Linked DNA regions of Homo sapiens: all the other regions are linked to region 2. The links are chromatin contacts, found by Hi-C or POLR2A ChIA-PET in ENCODE. All regions are on one chromosome and are shown on one strand. The core of a region is the stretch at or near the end of the contact, and the rest is flanking DNA. Distances in the headings are between cores, read along the strand shown. Region 1 holds the start of NME7 (NME/NM23 family member 7). Region 2 holds the start of POU2F1-DT (POU2F1 divergent transcript). Region 3 holds the start of SCYL3 (SCY1 like pseudokinase 3).

Region 1 (4,826 bases), core at 20-2,519, 2.1 Mb after region 2:
GGCTGAACGCACAGGAAAGAAAAAAACAACTGGAAGCGAAATGTAACAGATGGAAGCAAATGAGATCAAGAGCAAAGATGGATGGATTATCCTTTAATATCCCTTTCTCTACACTAGAAATACAAGACTAAAGGCTCGGCAAAAATATAGAGCAATGTGTAGGTTGGGGGCATGAGGTTGAAGAAATGGCCTGTTATACTCCATCATGTTTAGAAAGGAGAAATGAAGAGGGCAAAAGACAGGGTTTGTAAAGGGAAGGTTTGAAAATGTCTTCACAGAGAATGGGTCAGGGGAAAACTGGGGTAACCAAAAGGATTGCTGAGTAGTATGAAGAAACAAGGGGTGGTGGGTGAGGGCTCTGTTTCTAAATTCATAGCTATAACTATCTAAAGATCTTTCTATCCTCCAGTCCGTTATCCATAAGTGCTTAAAAGATATGGTAGTTAAGTGAATTAACTAGAACCCTCTCAAACATAGGGGTGAATTAAAATAACCTATAGGCTTATTTAAAATGCAAATACCGAGCTCCATTCCTTTCATTCAGAATTTCCAGGGGTGAAGCCCAAACAGTGAATTCCAGAAGCTCTCCAAGCAATCCCAGGAGAAATTTCTGTTTAAAAAAAAAAGAAGAAGAAAGAAAAGAAAAGAGAAAAGAAAAGCAAGCACAGACCTAGAAGGTAACCAACTGGATAGAAGAGCGCTGATCCAACATACACCTGTTAATGGCCCTCGTGGGGGCGTGGGGCAGTGCTCTGCCACTCAGAAAAGCAAAAAGACTCCAAGATCTAGGGAGATTCAGATCAGTGTTGAGACAGTCACATACACACCACCCCATACTCTTAATAAAGCGCGTTAATGTGAATCTGTGAACATGAAAAATGCCATGATGAACAATGCAAACACATAATGTTTGTTCAAAACAGGTTATTAGACTCGATGCCTTACCCTAAATTTTCTGTTTCATTACTCTAGAGACTTAGTAACATTAGTGGAATTCAGGGTGCTGTAAGAAATACGGAGAGCGAGGAGACTGCAGGAACAGCCCGTGGGAAGGGGGAAAGAGATAACGGGGAGAAGGTCGGGAGGACCGGACAACTTTAAGTGCCCATCCGCCCGAAGACTTGGAAAGCTAAGTAAGTAGGACCCCAGAGCCGTTCTTCTGGCATCCCCTGGCACTCACCATTGTCTCAGGATCTCAGCACTAGAAAATAGGTATCGTTGAGACAGGAAGACACCACCACCACCACCATCATACGGTTACTCAGGCAACAAAGCCCCGCCCACTGTCGCACGAGGCGTGGGACGCCACCGCCCCACCTCTTCGTCCTTAGTGGCTGGGAGTAATCTCAGCTGCGTTCATCCAATCGACAGACCCGCCCCTCCACGCTGTCGCCTGGGGCTACGAGACGCCATTATTCTGTTTCCGGCAGTTTTACTTCCGTTTGTTTAACAGCTGGCCCGGAAGTTTAAGTGAATATGCGGCTTGGGCTCCAAAAGTTGCTGTACGGTATTTTATTTTAAAGTAGAAATCTGTCCGCTTTTCACTTACGGAGGCCTTACAGTGTGTGTTCTGTGTTACTTGAGTTTATACGCACTGCAGAATTTGTTTACCCTGCTCTTTTGGAAACGTATTCCGGAAGCGAAACCCTGAGTAATCGGAAGTGGTTAGGAGTGAGAGAGCTGCTGGATATGCGGAGGGACTGGGCGGGTCGGCTTCCGAATGGAAGAGGTCTGTGAGAAGTTAACCTGGTGATACCGATCCGAAGAGCCTATCAAGTGAAGCCCCCTGAAATACGGAGAATAAGAATCTTAGAGGTAAATCCGAGGACAAGCAGGTATAACTAAGGATGTTGGAAAGGGACGGAGGTCTGGCTGGAGCTCGGTGGCCAGTAGCTTTGGATTTAGGGAAAGATTGTTCCGGGAAGACTTTTTCAGACAGGGATGAAACTTAGGTTTCGACTTCCCCGGACAGCAAAGTTGACAGGCTTGTCGCTTCCCGGCCTATCGCTTTCATACCTGCTCACTCCCCCTACTTACTTCTTCACCCCCTCCGCTTCATTTGGCATTTGCCAGCAGGCACTCGCTGTGCCTGTACGTTTCGCAGAGCAGCTATCAAGGGCAGTTTCAGGGATCGTTACTCTTACGAAGGGTTTTTTGGATACCTCTTTTCGGAGCAGTAGAGTGTAAGTGTAGAAAAGTTTGTGACTGTTAAGAAAGTTAGTCGTCGGGTTCACTAATTGAACTGAGTTGTATCTAGTACTGAGAACGATCTTTTTTTGTAGTGAAACCAGTTGTCATCTAGTGTACAGTTTGTCATATTTATATCATTGCAGTAGCATCACCTTCTTATATGTTCTCTGGTAAATCTGAGTCTGTACTGTAAGACAATGTATACATTTCTGAAAGCATGGGCTCGATATGTTTCTCTTTTTACTTTTGGAGCTACACTATTTTAATTTTAACTTTTTATTACCAAAAAAGTATAAATTATGTTATCTTGAGTAATATTTTTTGTCGTTTGTTAAACATCTAAACAGAAGCTCCTTTTTGATATGTGTGTGTGTGTATACAAATTGTGTCGGTATGTCTCCTAAGAAAGTAATTACTTTAAAATTCCTCTTGTCATATGGATGACAAAACCACCACAGTAACTTCATTCCCTTTGCTTGGCTAAAATTCAGGACATACTTCTGACAATTTAGAGTGTATTGGTGAGGATGGTGAAACGGAGTATTTAGAAGTAAACCACCCCTAATTTTTTTTTTTGAGACTTTTAGTAGACATAACAATGCCTTCTGTGAGAATGGGATATAAGGGACATTTCTCTTTCTAAATGCATGCGTACTAAATACAGAAGCAATTAAAATATCATAACTTTTAAATTGGAGGTACTCTATGTGTTTATATGATATTTTTAAAATTATTTCATATGCATACATTTCTAGGTTGTTCAGCAGAAGTCTTGGAGTGCATTTTCAGTGGTTAAGGTGAAAAAATGACTACTAAAAATTTAGAAACCAAAGGTAAGTGGCTTTTTTATAATTGTTTTTAAAACATGACATTTATGACGATGTGAAGGAACGTTTGAGCCAGATAACTAGATCTCATGGACCCCCTTGGGAATCATTTGTTATTTCAGATCCCTTTATGTTTATTTTTTAGTGCAGTGTTTATATTTCAGTACTTTAGATGTACAAGTGAAATTTAACATCATTAGTTAGAATTTATTAGGTGACTACTCTTAAACATTTAATGTTAATGCAAAGTTTTTAACAGCTATATTCCCTATACACTAGAAGATTACGATTTAAATAAGAATACACATTTTAAAGATTTAAGTAGATAGACAAAGCAACTAGGGTGTATCAAAGATCTCTTTCATGTTGTATTAGTTTGCTGGGGTTGCTGTAACAAAGTACCACAAACTGCATGGCTTGAACAACAAAATGTATTCTCTCAGTTCTGGAGGCTAGAAGTCCAAGATGAAAATGTCAACAAGGCTGTGCTCCTTCGGAAGGCATTAGAGACACTCTCCTAGCTTCCAGTGGCTTGCTGGCAGTCTTTGGTGCTCCTTGTCTTGTAGACGTACCACCCTTATCTCCGCCTTCATATTCACATGGCATTCTCCCTATGTGCATGTTTCTGTGTCTAAATTTACCCTTTTTATAAAGACAGCAGTCATATTGAAAAAAGGAACCCAGTCTACTCCTGTATGATTTCATCTTAACTAATTACATCTGCAGTGATCCTGTTTCCAAATGAAGTCTCATTCTGAGGTAGTGGGGGGTTAGTACTTCAACAAATAAAGATTTGGGGGACACAATTCAACCCCTAAATTGCTAAATACAGTAGTCACTTTTTAGTCCTAGCTGATTTGTCCTCTCTAATATTTAATACTGTTGACCATTCCCTGCCTTTTGAGATACGTTCTTTTGATGACTTCCATGACATCACTTTTATTTTCAGTCTACTCTGTAGCCTTTCACTGTCCAATGCGGTAATTACATGTGGCTATTTGAATTTAAATTAATATTTTTTAAAAATTAAAAATTCAGTTTCTCAATGACGCTTGCCAAACTTCAAGTGGTCGGTAGGCAAATATGGCGAGTAGCTATTTCAATCATTGAAGAAAATTCTGTTGGACAGCCCTGCTGTAGCTGTATCTTCTCTCTTTCTTTTTCAGCCTCTTCTCCTTCTTATTTATCTTTTAAATATCAACACTTTCCACCACTGTTTCTTTTCTACTCTCATGACTTCAGTAATTATCTATATAAATGACTTCCAAATCTATCTATATCCCTAATCTCCTTCTTTATGATTCATACCCTTATAGACTACTGCCTACTGGCCATCTTCACATAGCTGTAGGCAACAATTTTAACATGTCCCATAGTGAACTTCTCCTGACCCAGCTTATTCTTTGGATGGGTTGAGTTCTGCATGCTAGAACCATCAGTTAAAGATGGAAAACTGTTTTCTAGATGCCAATTTTTCAGCAAACTGACCTCCAGCCACAAACCCTCTCTAAAAGCAGGTTGAAATAAGTTTAAGAAACAAGGAAGAAAGATCATGCTAATAAATATTTAATTGAATTTAATTCAGCTTTGCAACAGCATTTCATAAGTCACCAGAAGGCTTTTATACCATTAGATAAGCAAGTCAGAGACTGTAATGAAAGTAATAAACTGGGGATTAATGGGAAATAAGAGCAGTTAAATAATTAATGTGAAAGCAACCAACATGGTGCTTGTCAAAAAGCAAAAACTAAATACAATATTATGATTAGTCATTAGAAGTACTGGCAAGTTCTCTGTGAAATTAAATTA
Region 2 (4,677 bases), core at 1,380-3,879:
GTGACAGTGAGTTCTCATGAGATCTGGTTAAGTGTGTATCTCACAGCTTGTGGAACTGTGAGCTAATTACACCTCTTTGTAAATTACCCCATCTCAGGTATTTCTTTATAGCAGTGGAAGAACAGACTAATACAGAGGTGTCTGGATCATTGGGGTAGATTTCTCATGAATGGTTTAGCACCATCGCCTTGGTGCTGTCCTCATGACAGTGAGTTCTTGTAAAAGTGTGTGGCACCTGCCCCCCTACCCTTTCTCTTGCTCCTGTTCTCCTGTGTGATGTACAAGCTCCTGCTTGGCCTTCACCACGACTGTAAGCTTCCAGAGTCTTCCCCAGAAACATAGTCCTTCCCAGTGCTATGCTTCCTGTATAGCCTACAGACCCATGAGTCAATTAAACCTCTTTTCTTGTAAGTTACCAAGTGTCAGGTATTTCTTTATAGCAATGCACGAACAGTCTAATACATGTACCTCCAAGATTTTGCCTGACCCAAAGCAAATAACTTAGTGTAGTGGTTAAGAGTACGGTCCCTTGCCTGTGTTTGAATTTTAGCTCTAACACTTAATAGTGGTGTGACACTGGGCAAGTTACTTGACATCTCTATGCCTCAATCTTCCCATCCTAGATAACTGGGATAAAGAGTTTCTACCTCCCAGGGTATTGTAAGGGTTTTTTTTTTTCTTTTTTAAAGTGATATATGTGAGTTTGCTGAGGTTAAAGTAGTGTCTTACACATTTTCCTATCTTTAGCACCTAGTAAGTTCATGAGAATGCAGATGTTTACAATTTTTTATTGAATAAATGACATTAATTTTACAAATAATCCTAACATACATAACTGTATATTCACTATTTTTCTTCAACAAATATGAACACCTACTATGCCCAGGCATTGTGCTAGGCACTGGGGACAGCTGGAAACATAAATAACTCATTAGGAGGAAAATGAAACTTTGATACAGTCTATTTTAAGCTATTTTTGTTCTCACAGAACTATCCTTCCTTAAATAAAAATCCTTTCCATGAAAATTTCCTTTTATAGAAGTGAAACAGTAAAGAATGCATAACACATACACTAGCTTCAATGACTTTCCGAAGGTCATATTAATATACTTTTTGAACCAAAGAGCAAAACTAGGATTAAATAGAAGACAGGAAATTAAATGAGGGTATTTGAGCTCTTTTTCTTAATGGAGATGATTTCAAATTTGTGGTCCCCAGAGCAGGGGCATGTACTTAACTATTTCCAATAAGGTTGTCAATTCTGAGACTTCCCTTACAGTAATGCTGGTGAAAATAACTTAGGCCATATTTCCAGATTAACTAGTTAAATATTTCATTTCCTTAAGTGTGCTGGTTGGCGTGGCTCTAAATAATTAGATTACAGGGCGGTCTAATTATTTGGTTCAAACAGTCATGCACACACCCTAAGGCTTAATTACCACGAACAAATCAATCCCACCCCCAAATCGTTGCCTGTCACTGACAATAGCTTTAACTGTACTTGCACAGTTAAAGGAGTCCAACGAGCATTCTAGGACTGATGATTAAAACTTTACCCATTAAAATAATTGCACTCACTTGGAAATCAGTTTTGTTTTTAATTGTAGAACCAGCAGTTCTACCCAATTTAAACTTCAGTCATATCTCTCAAGACAGATTAACTAGAGCTGATTTTTTTTAAACTTTGCTTACCATGAAATACACCTTTCTATTCTTAAAAAACAAACAAACAAACAAAAATAGGGCTTTAAAAATTCGTAAAATAATTAGACCTGGGACTTTGTCCAGGGAATTTCGCCATTTAAGATAAAGAAAACTCAGCAACATTATGTCTAGTTACCAAGAAAGATATGTGCAACGCGAAACCTTTCCCCAATACCATATTTACTCTGAGAAACACAGCAAAATAAAATTCACGATGAAGTTACGATTTCGACATTTTTATTAGTCATCAGCTTACTGCTAGGTTTTAAAAGGTGTTCCAAGGCGGGAAGAAGGCGCGGGGGGAAGCCTCAGAATATGGGGTCTGTTTCGATTGGGGGGAGCGGCGTTAGAGGGGCGTGAAGGCAGAAAGGAAGGGTAGGGCGGAAATTAGCGACTTAATAAGACGCCTAGCTCCCGAGGAAGCCAGCCTGGCGTTAGAAGCAAGTAGAGCAGAAGAGATTTAGGGCTAATTAAAACAATCACACGACACTCCCCCTCGCGTTTGCCGGGGCCGGGTCTCCTGCACTAGCAGAGCCGGGGGCGGGGATTAGCTCGGATTCAAATTTAAAGCGGGAGGCCCGCGTGTGGCTCAGCAGGTGCCTCATGCCCGGCTCCCGTGGCGGTCGTTTCCGCCCCTACCTGCCCAGAGGGCCGGAAATTACCTAGCGAGGAGCGGCTTATCCATTGTTGCCAATGTTTCAACTGCGCGGAAACCCTGAAGAAAGTGCGGAGCACAGGGCACGCGGGCCGCTCACTGCCCTTCCACGCGCCCCCACGTTTCTGGCCGCTGCGCTCCTTGCCGTGCTTTTACAATGCCACAGGCCACTGGGGGAGACCGGAGCGAAGCCAGGAGGGAAGCAAGGCGGGAGGAAAAGGGAGAAGTGTAAGAAGACACAGGCGCCCGGGATACTATATAATCTGGTTCTGAGCTAGAGGGAGCGCATGCGCCGGCGACACTTCTGGCGGCAGGAGAAAGGCGCGCATGCGCAGAGCCGAGACGAAAAATGAAGCCACAGGGTGCCTGGCTGATTGAGGGCGCTGCTTTAGCTACCGAAGGGCCACAGCGCCCCGAAGGCGCGTGCGCAGAGCGCGGGAAGGGGGTGGAGCTCTTCTGAGGGGGCCGGGGCGAACAGAGCCGGCCTCGCGCGCCCCCTGGCGCGCGCCCGGGGAGAGGAAGGAGCGGGAGGGGGCGGAGAGGAGGGAGGAGGCAAGCAGGGCGGGAGGGGGGAGGGGAGCCAGAGCGAGGGAGGGTTTATCGACCGGGCGATTTTGGTTAAAATATTCAAAATGGCGGACGGAGGAGCAGCGAGTCAAGATGAGAGTTCAGCCGCGGCGGCAGCAGCAGCAGGTAATCATTACAGCATTTTACATATTCATATTCATACTCAACCCCGGCTCCCGCTGCCCCCCCCCGCGACTTAGCATAATTTATTAGTACTCAGGATTATTATAATTAACGGCGGGGAGATGGGGGGCCGGGGAGCATTGAGCCCCCGCCGGGCGCTGAGCGGAGGGGGAAAGAGGCTCGGAGCGGCCAGGCGGAGGGGGAAGACAAGGGGCAAAGGGGGCTGCGATCCACTGCCCTCCTCCTGCACCCGGCCCACCCCGCCGCCGCTCGCCGTCTGCCCGTCGGCACCGGCCCTCCTCCTCTGCCGGCCGCCGCTGCCGCCTCCTCGCCGCCGTGCCCGAACCCGAGCGGGTCCGCGGCGGGGCGGCGGGGCCGGGGCAGAGGGAGAGGACAATAAAGACATTTTACATATTCATAGCTGCTGGGCCGGCGGGGCGCAGTAGGGCGCGGGCGGGCGGCCGGGGCCGGGCGGGCGCGGGGTGGGGGGCGTGAAGGGGGATGGAGGCGGCGGCGAGCACAATGCCGGGGAGGCGGCGGGGCCGGAGCGGACCCCGGCGGCCGGACACCCGCACGCGTCTTCCCCCGGGAGCGGGCCCGGGCGGGGGGGCGCTGCCCGCCTTGGGGGGCGGCCCTCAGGGCAACCGGGGGTGCGCGCGGGGAGAGCTCCCTGCCCGCGCCCCGCGCGGGGCTGAGCCCGGGGGTCACGGCCCCAGGCACTTCGGCCTCGCCCCACTGGTCCCCAATGTGGTGGCCTGACCCAAGCCAGGCCTGCTCTCTAGGTGGGTAGGGGTGAGCGGTCGTGGGCGCTGCGAGGTGGCCTGGGGCGGCGGGGGTGGGGAACCCGCGCAGGGGTCTGCGTGCCCCCCCTGGGGGGTGGACTGGATTGGAAGGAGTCCTTGGGGCAAGTTCCTTCCGAGGGGATGTCCTCTGGGGCGGCCCGCGCGCCCCCGGCCGGCGGTCGGCAGCCCCTTTGCGTTGTCGGCCGGGGCTTCGCGGGCGAGTTGGGCTGGAGGTGCCTGGCGTGGTCTGACCTCCGTCTCCCTTTGCCCCTCCCCGCTGCCCCCCCTCCGTTCCCCCCACCCCCTGCGCCTGACCGGGACGCACGGGGCGGGTGGCCCTCCGGGGCCTCTCGCTCCGAGGCCCCAGAAGCGCCCAGAGGCCTCCCGAGAACTTGGATGTAAAGGGCTGCCCTCCTGCCCCAGAATGGGCTGGCCTGACAAGTTGATCGTATTCTCGATTTCCTCTCTCCTGTTGGGAGTCGGTGGGGAGGGACGGGGATCCCCCTCCCTTCTTCTGTGGCGGTGTTTTCTCGCTGTGTGCTGGGTCGTCTTTACTCTCTGCTTAGCTGAACCTCTTCTCATTTGAATAATGTCTAATTCGGGGAGGTTTATATTATTGAAATGGCCGCCTGGCTTTCCCCGCCTCTCATGTTTAGTAATTCAGACCTTTAATAACAGCCACTCACAGCCCAACGCCGTGTTTATATTTTACATTCGCCCCATGTGCTTTTGTGGTTCGATATGATTTTTTTTTTCCTTGGCAATCCGCAGGGCTCTGAGATCAAACCCAGGCCGTGCTGGGAAGAGAGGGGGGAAGCTGGGCCTTGGCTTCTCTAGCAGTTGCCT
Region 3 (4,618 bases), core at 1,501-4,000, 2.7 Mb after region 2:
AGAAGCATAGCCGAAGGTAGAAGGATGCTATGAGGTGGAGGTGGAGCTACGGCAAACCAAAGCCACATGAAGTCAGAAACTTTCCAGAGGAAGTCAGTTGGTAGTAAAATTTTAAAAAGCAAACACTGGGACCGTAGCTTAGTCATACTTAGGGGGCACATTACTACTATCCATCTCAAGACTACCGGAAGCCCAGCCTCAAATCTAATTCCACCCAGATACCCTAACATCCCATTGACACCCTTACAACCAGCCCCCTTTTCCTCAGGTAACTTGAATGGGTCTATGTTCTTTGAAACTAATTGCCATTTCATAGGCAGAAAGCTCTACTTGGTCTCCAACTCCTGCCTGAAAAGCCAGTCAGACTGGAAGAGTGAGTTACAGAAGTGTTACTTTGAAAGTATCTGAAGCTAGTCTGACCGTCTCTCTCTCACCCACAAAACACAGCTTTCCAAAATCAACACACAATTAAGAGAAAAGCAGAGAATAAGGGACTGTATATTAATGAATATCTTCTTCGCAGGAAATCATGCTGTTTATTTAAGTGTTAATATTAATCCTCATGGGAGATAAGACTGCCACCAGGATTCAGGGTCAGTGCTCTGGCTGATGAATGGCAGTCACCAGAGGCAAGAGAAAGGAACATTTAATTTACTTAGCTATTTCTAAATAGCAAAATACTTCCTTGTGGGAACATTGGCCTTGCAATAGCTATTAACCTTAGATTTCATATGAATTCCACTATAATTAACAAAGTTATAAAAGCATTAGGAAGTAGTTAAAATTCATTTTTCTTACTGTATTTTAGGTCTAAGACTAAAAAAATCACTTAAAAATTAAAAAGGGATGACTCAATTTCTTGAGAGAACTGGAAAGGATGCCATTTTCTTGTTTTGAAAGCATGTTAACTTTGACAGAAGTCCACTGATACCATCAGTGTAATACTGACAGTGGTAAGATTATATTGTATGTTCCCAGTGCAAACTTTATTGGGGGAAAATTAAAAAGGTGTGCTGATTATTGCAATTTGAGAATGTTTTGAAGCAGTAATTCTTCACACTAATATATCTAAAGAAGCACAAATACTGTTATATGAAGAAGTTTTTTTGTTTGTTTTTTGTTTTAAATAGAGATATGGTCTTGTTCTGTTGCTGCTGGCCTAGAGTGCATTGGCGCTATCCTATCTCACTGTAACCTGGAATTCCTGGGCTCAAGCTACCTGCCCTCCCCAGCCTCCCTAGTTGCTGAGATTACAGGCATGTGCCACCATGCCCGCCAGTGCTTTAAAAATGATAATTCAGCTAAAATTGATTTATTGAAATGTAAGAAAAACACTTGGCCTTCCAAAATGCTTTCCTGTTGTTTTGAGGACGGGGAAAACACAAAATCTTGCTCATTAGCTTTGAAATTAAAAAGTCACAAGAAGGTAGAAAAGGATATCCTAGTATCCCGTAATAGGTATTTCGTAGCACTTAGCATCTCCACTCTATAATAAAATGCTGAGTTGACAGTCTCTGACTTGAATATGCATCAGTCTTCCCTTTAATAATCTCCCTCCACTCTTTTGCCTACTTGGGCAGCACATAAAATTTCTGGACCGCTTGTAGATTAAGAAAACCCTTGTCTAGGTCAAAGGGCAACTCATACACTCAACTAAGAAACCCGTGTGCTCTATGGAAATGTTTCTACCAAATATTTTCTTTTCCCAGCAATTACTCGAGACTACCTTGGTCCTAGCTCCCTTAGCTTGAAAGTTCCAAAGATAATGGCTTGCACTCTGAGTATTAAGGATGCACTGTACTGGCTGATATTCTGGTATCCAGCGGTAACGTTACTCCGGCCCTTGCTTTCGTGTTTCAGGTATATATTCCCTCTGCGGAACTCAGTCCAGCATTGCTAGCTGACAAGCAATACACAATTAAGTCTTTATGGACCAAAATAATTGTGATTTCAGCTCAAGATACATTTTATAAGAACATGGGTCCCTAAAAACAGCAGTTAACAGTGACCCCCAAAATTCGAGACCCGACTCCGAGAATTTCACATGGATTCCTGAATATGCTCTTCCGAGAAATGTTTCATCTTTATTCTAAACAGAAAGCACTATGCCAAGACAGGAGCCAGCTGGGCCTTGGGGGACGGGCACTGGTCTTGGATCAAGAATGAGGCCGCCTTCCCGAGGGCGGGCGCGCCCCCAGGATCCCCCCGGGCTCGGGCACTGCCGCCCCGGGACAGTGACCCGCCCAGCCGAGCACCCTCGCCCTGCTTGCCGCGACCCCGCGGGGTCACTGAAGGGCCGAGGCGCCGCTCTCGCTTCGCTGGCCCCTCACCTTCCACACCTCCCTGCGAGGACCGACTCCGCGGCCGCCTTGGAGAGCTCTGGCCGCGGGCGCCTCACCCGTCGGGGGCCGCCCGCGAAGCGCAGATTACAGGGCGCCCCACAATCAGCAAGGGGAGGCTGCTCCGAAGCTGAGAGCACAGCTCAACCGGCCGCCGGCGCCGCGCCGAGCTCGCTCCCGCGCGGGCCCCAGAGCGCAGACCCGCGAGCGGGGCGCGCGCCCGCCGCCTCCTCCCCGCCCGGCCCCTTCCCCCACGGCGCAGTCCTGCAAGGACTGGGGGCGCAGCGCAGGGCTCCCTGTTACCTGCAGGAAGGCGGCGGGGGAGGAGGCCGAGGGTCTTGGCTCTGGTACCCTGTTGGCCCCCCTGTTGACACCAACCACCCCTGCCTGCCTGTAAGGCTGTGGCCACTACACCCACAATCTTCTGGGGGCCGGGTTTCTCCTACACCATAGAGACGGGTCCGGAAACGGGACAGAAGGCCCACCTTCCTCCCTCCGACGCCACCAATGAGGCCAACTAACCAGGAACCGAGGTAGAGAGGCCGCACAGCTGAGTCTCAGGCCGGTGCCATCTTAAGTGTGGGCGCCGCGACGATACCGAGTTTCACTCACTGCCCCAGTGGTCTAGTTAGTCCACGAAGATGCCCCCTTTCTAGATGTGTTGGTCGAATGCTTAAGTTTGTCTTGACTTGAATTTTTAGGCTTTTAACAGCACAGTTTTAATTTCATTTCCGCCCAAATCCAAAATGGCTGCTGGCCACTTGTAGCAAACAGTAGAGGTGCAGGGCGGAGAAAAGGAGTACGGGAATTAGCGAGGACTTTCAGGAGAGTGACGTCACTCAACCTGTAGCTTTGATTGGCTGGGCTGCGAGGGTGGAGTCGTGCAGAGCCGCTGCTGGCGGAGGTCGTGGTGATCTCGCTTGATCTTTGAGAGGGAAGGTCCTGAATCACATTTCATTTAGCAAAAAGTAATATTTGAAAATTTTAATATTAATGCAGTAGTTTTGCCCCCCTCCATGCTTTCTGCAGTGTCAGTTACCTGTGGTCAAACCTTGGTTCAGAAATGTTAAATGGAAAACTCCAGAAATAAACAATTCTTAAGTTTCAAACCGCCTGTATTCTGAGTAGCCCGATTAAATCTCGGGCCATCCACTCTGTCCCACCCTTGACGCGAATCATCTGTCGCAGGTAGCCGCGCTGTGTACAGTATCCACTCATTACCCACTCAGTAGCTGCTTTGGTTAACAGATGCACCCGTAGTATAGCAGAGATAATGAGAGATACCACCTGCTTATGTTCAGGTAACCCTTATTTTACTTAATAATGGCCGCAAAGCACAGGAATTGTGCTGACAATTTGGATATGCCGAGGAGAAGCTGTAAAGTGCTTCCTTTAAATGAAAAGGTGAAAGCTCTGGACTTAATAAGGAAAGAAAAAGAGTCATATGCTGAGGTTGCCAAAATCTATGATAAGAACAAATTATCCATGAAATTGTGAAGAAGGAAAAAGATTCGTGCTAGTTAACTAAGCACCTATCATGCACTGTGGCTGTAACTTTTGTAGTTTGAGGTGCAACAGCAAAAGACGGAAAAGGCATTACATTTGTGGGTGGGAGACATGAACAGAAAACGTATTTCAGCTGACCGCAGTAAGTTTTGCCAGAAAGTGTTGAGCCTATAGGAAGACTTAAGAAAGGGATCCCCTGAAATTAGGCACACCAAGCTATTTACTGCAAGTAAGGGATGGCTACACAGATTCAGGAATAGGTTTGGACTGAAAAACATAAAAATAACTGGAGAGGCCACATCTGCTGATGAAGAAGCTGCCACATGTCTGGCAGAGTTGAAGACATTGGTTAAGGAGAAAGGCTTCCAGGAGATTGATGGATAAGTTAGGAAAATCATTCAGGTAGCAATGAAACTGCCTTTGCAAAATTATGACTAAGGCAGTTAAAGAGATCCAATTTAACCAACTCCATCTTGTCCTTAACCTCCATGCTATCCTTGTTCATTCCTGGGCATAGGCTGAACTAACTTTGGAAGGAAATTAGTTTATAATTTACAGTTTAAAACAAAAACAATAAAAGCCCTTTCCCAAAACCAACCTCCTTCTTGCCTGGGGTCTAGACTACCAACATTAGCCACAAGATTAGAAATTATGGTTTGGGAGTCATGCAGCTGGAGGCCACAAGATTCTGACCCTCCCTAAACTGCTCCTGAGATCAGTGCTTCAGATGTTTTGCAGACCCTGCACTTGATGGATCAGCTGGCAACACCCAG

The links. Hi-C counts contacts between places; a loop is a spot of excess contacts on that map. ChIA-PET counts read pairs that join two places held with the same protein, here RNA polymerase II (POLR2A). Pooled maps may share reads with other maps.
Region 1: a map of B cell shows a loop between it and region 2 (21-fold over the local background). The contact joins the promoter of NME7 here to the promoter of POU2F1-DT in region 2. A Hi-C loop is called at or near these places in 4 of 168 maps with a recorded cell type or tissue (B cell, CD4-positive, alpha-beta T cell and naive thymus-derived CD4-positive, alpha-beta T cell), 1 of 37 single-sample maps with no recorded cell type and 11 of 50 pooled maps. POLR2A ChIA-PET finds 5 or more read pairs at or near these places in 2 of 52 experiments (CD4-positive, alpha-beta T cell and activated CD4-positive, alpha-beta T cell).
Region 3: a map of CD8-positive, alpha-beta T cell shows a loop between it and region 2 (16-fold over the local background). The contact joins the promoter of SCYL3 here to the promoter of POU2F1-DT in region 2. A Hi-C loop is called at or near these places in 4 of 168 maps with a recorded cell type or tissue (CD8-positive, alpha-beta T cell, naive thymus-derived CD4-positive, alpha-beta T cell and sigmoid colon) and 17 of 50 pooled maps. POLR2A ChIA-PET finds 5 or more read pairs at or near these places in 2 of 52 experiments (CD4-positive, alpha-beta T cell and T-cell).

The regions. Positions count from the first base shown.
Region 1 is chr1:169,366,528-169,371,353 of GRCh38, forward strand. NME7 (NME/NM23 family member 7) reads right to left here and starts at 1,270. Exons shown (of 12, transcript NM_013330.5): 1 at 1,181-1,270. The coding sequence starts at 1,183. BLZF1 (basic leucine zipper nuclear factor 1) reads left to right here and starts at 1,668. Exons shown (of 7, transcript NM_001320973.2): 1 at 1,668-1,815; 2 at 2,946-3,023. The coding sequence starts at 2,996. RefSeq lists enhancers at 1,107-2,306, 1,246-1,747, 1,410-1,489, 1,748-2,247.
Region 2 is chr1:167,217,907-167,222,583 of GRCh38, forward strand. It overlaps POU2F1-DT (POU2F1 divergent transcript), which reads right to left and starts at 2,630. Exons shown (of 1, transcript NR_185889.1): 1 at 1,925-2,630. POU2F1 (POU class 2 homeobox 1) reads left to right here and starts at 2,980. Exons shown (of 16, transcript NM_002697.4): 1 at 2,980-3,052. The coding sequence starts at 2,992. RefSeq lists enhancers at 2,563-2,672, 4,203-4,382 and silencers at 2,853-2,952, 3,303-3,452, 3,673-3,952, 3,963-4,142.
Region 3 is chr1:169,891,146-169,895,763 of GRCh38, forward strand. It overlaps SCYL3 (SCY1 like pseudokinase 3), which reads right to left and starts at 2,751. Exons shown (of 13, transcript NM_020423.7): 1 at 2,643-2,751. RefSeq lists enhancers at 1,919-2,506, 2,507-3,094, 2,769-3,178 and silencers at 2,189-2,248, 2,489-2,568.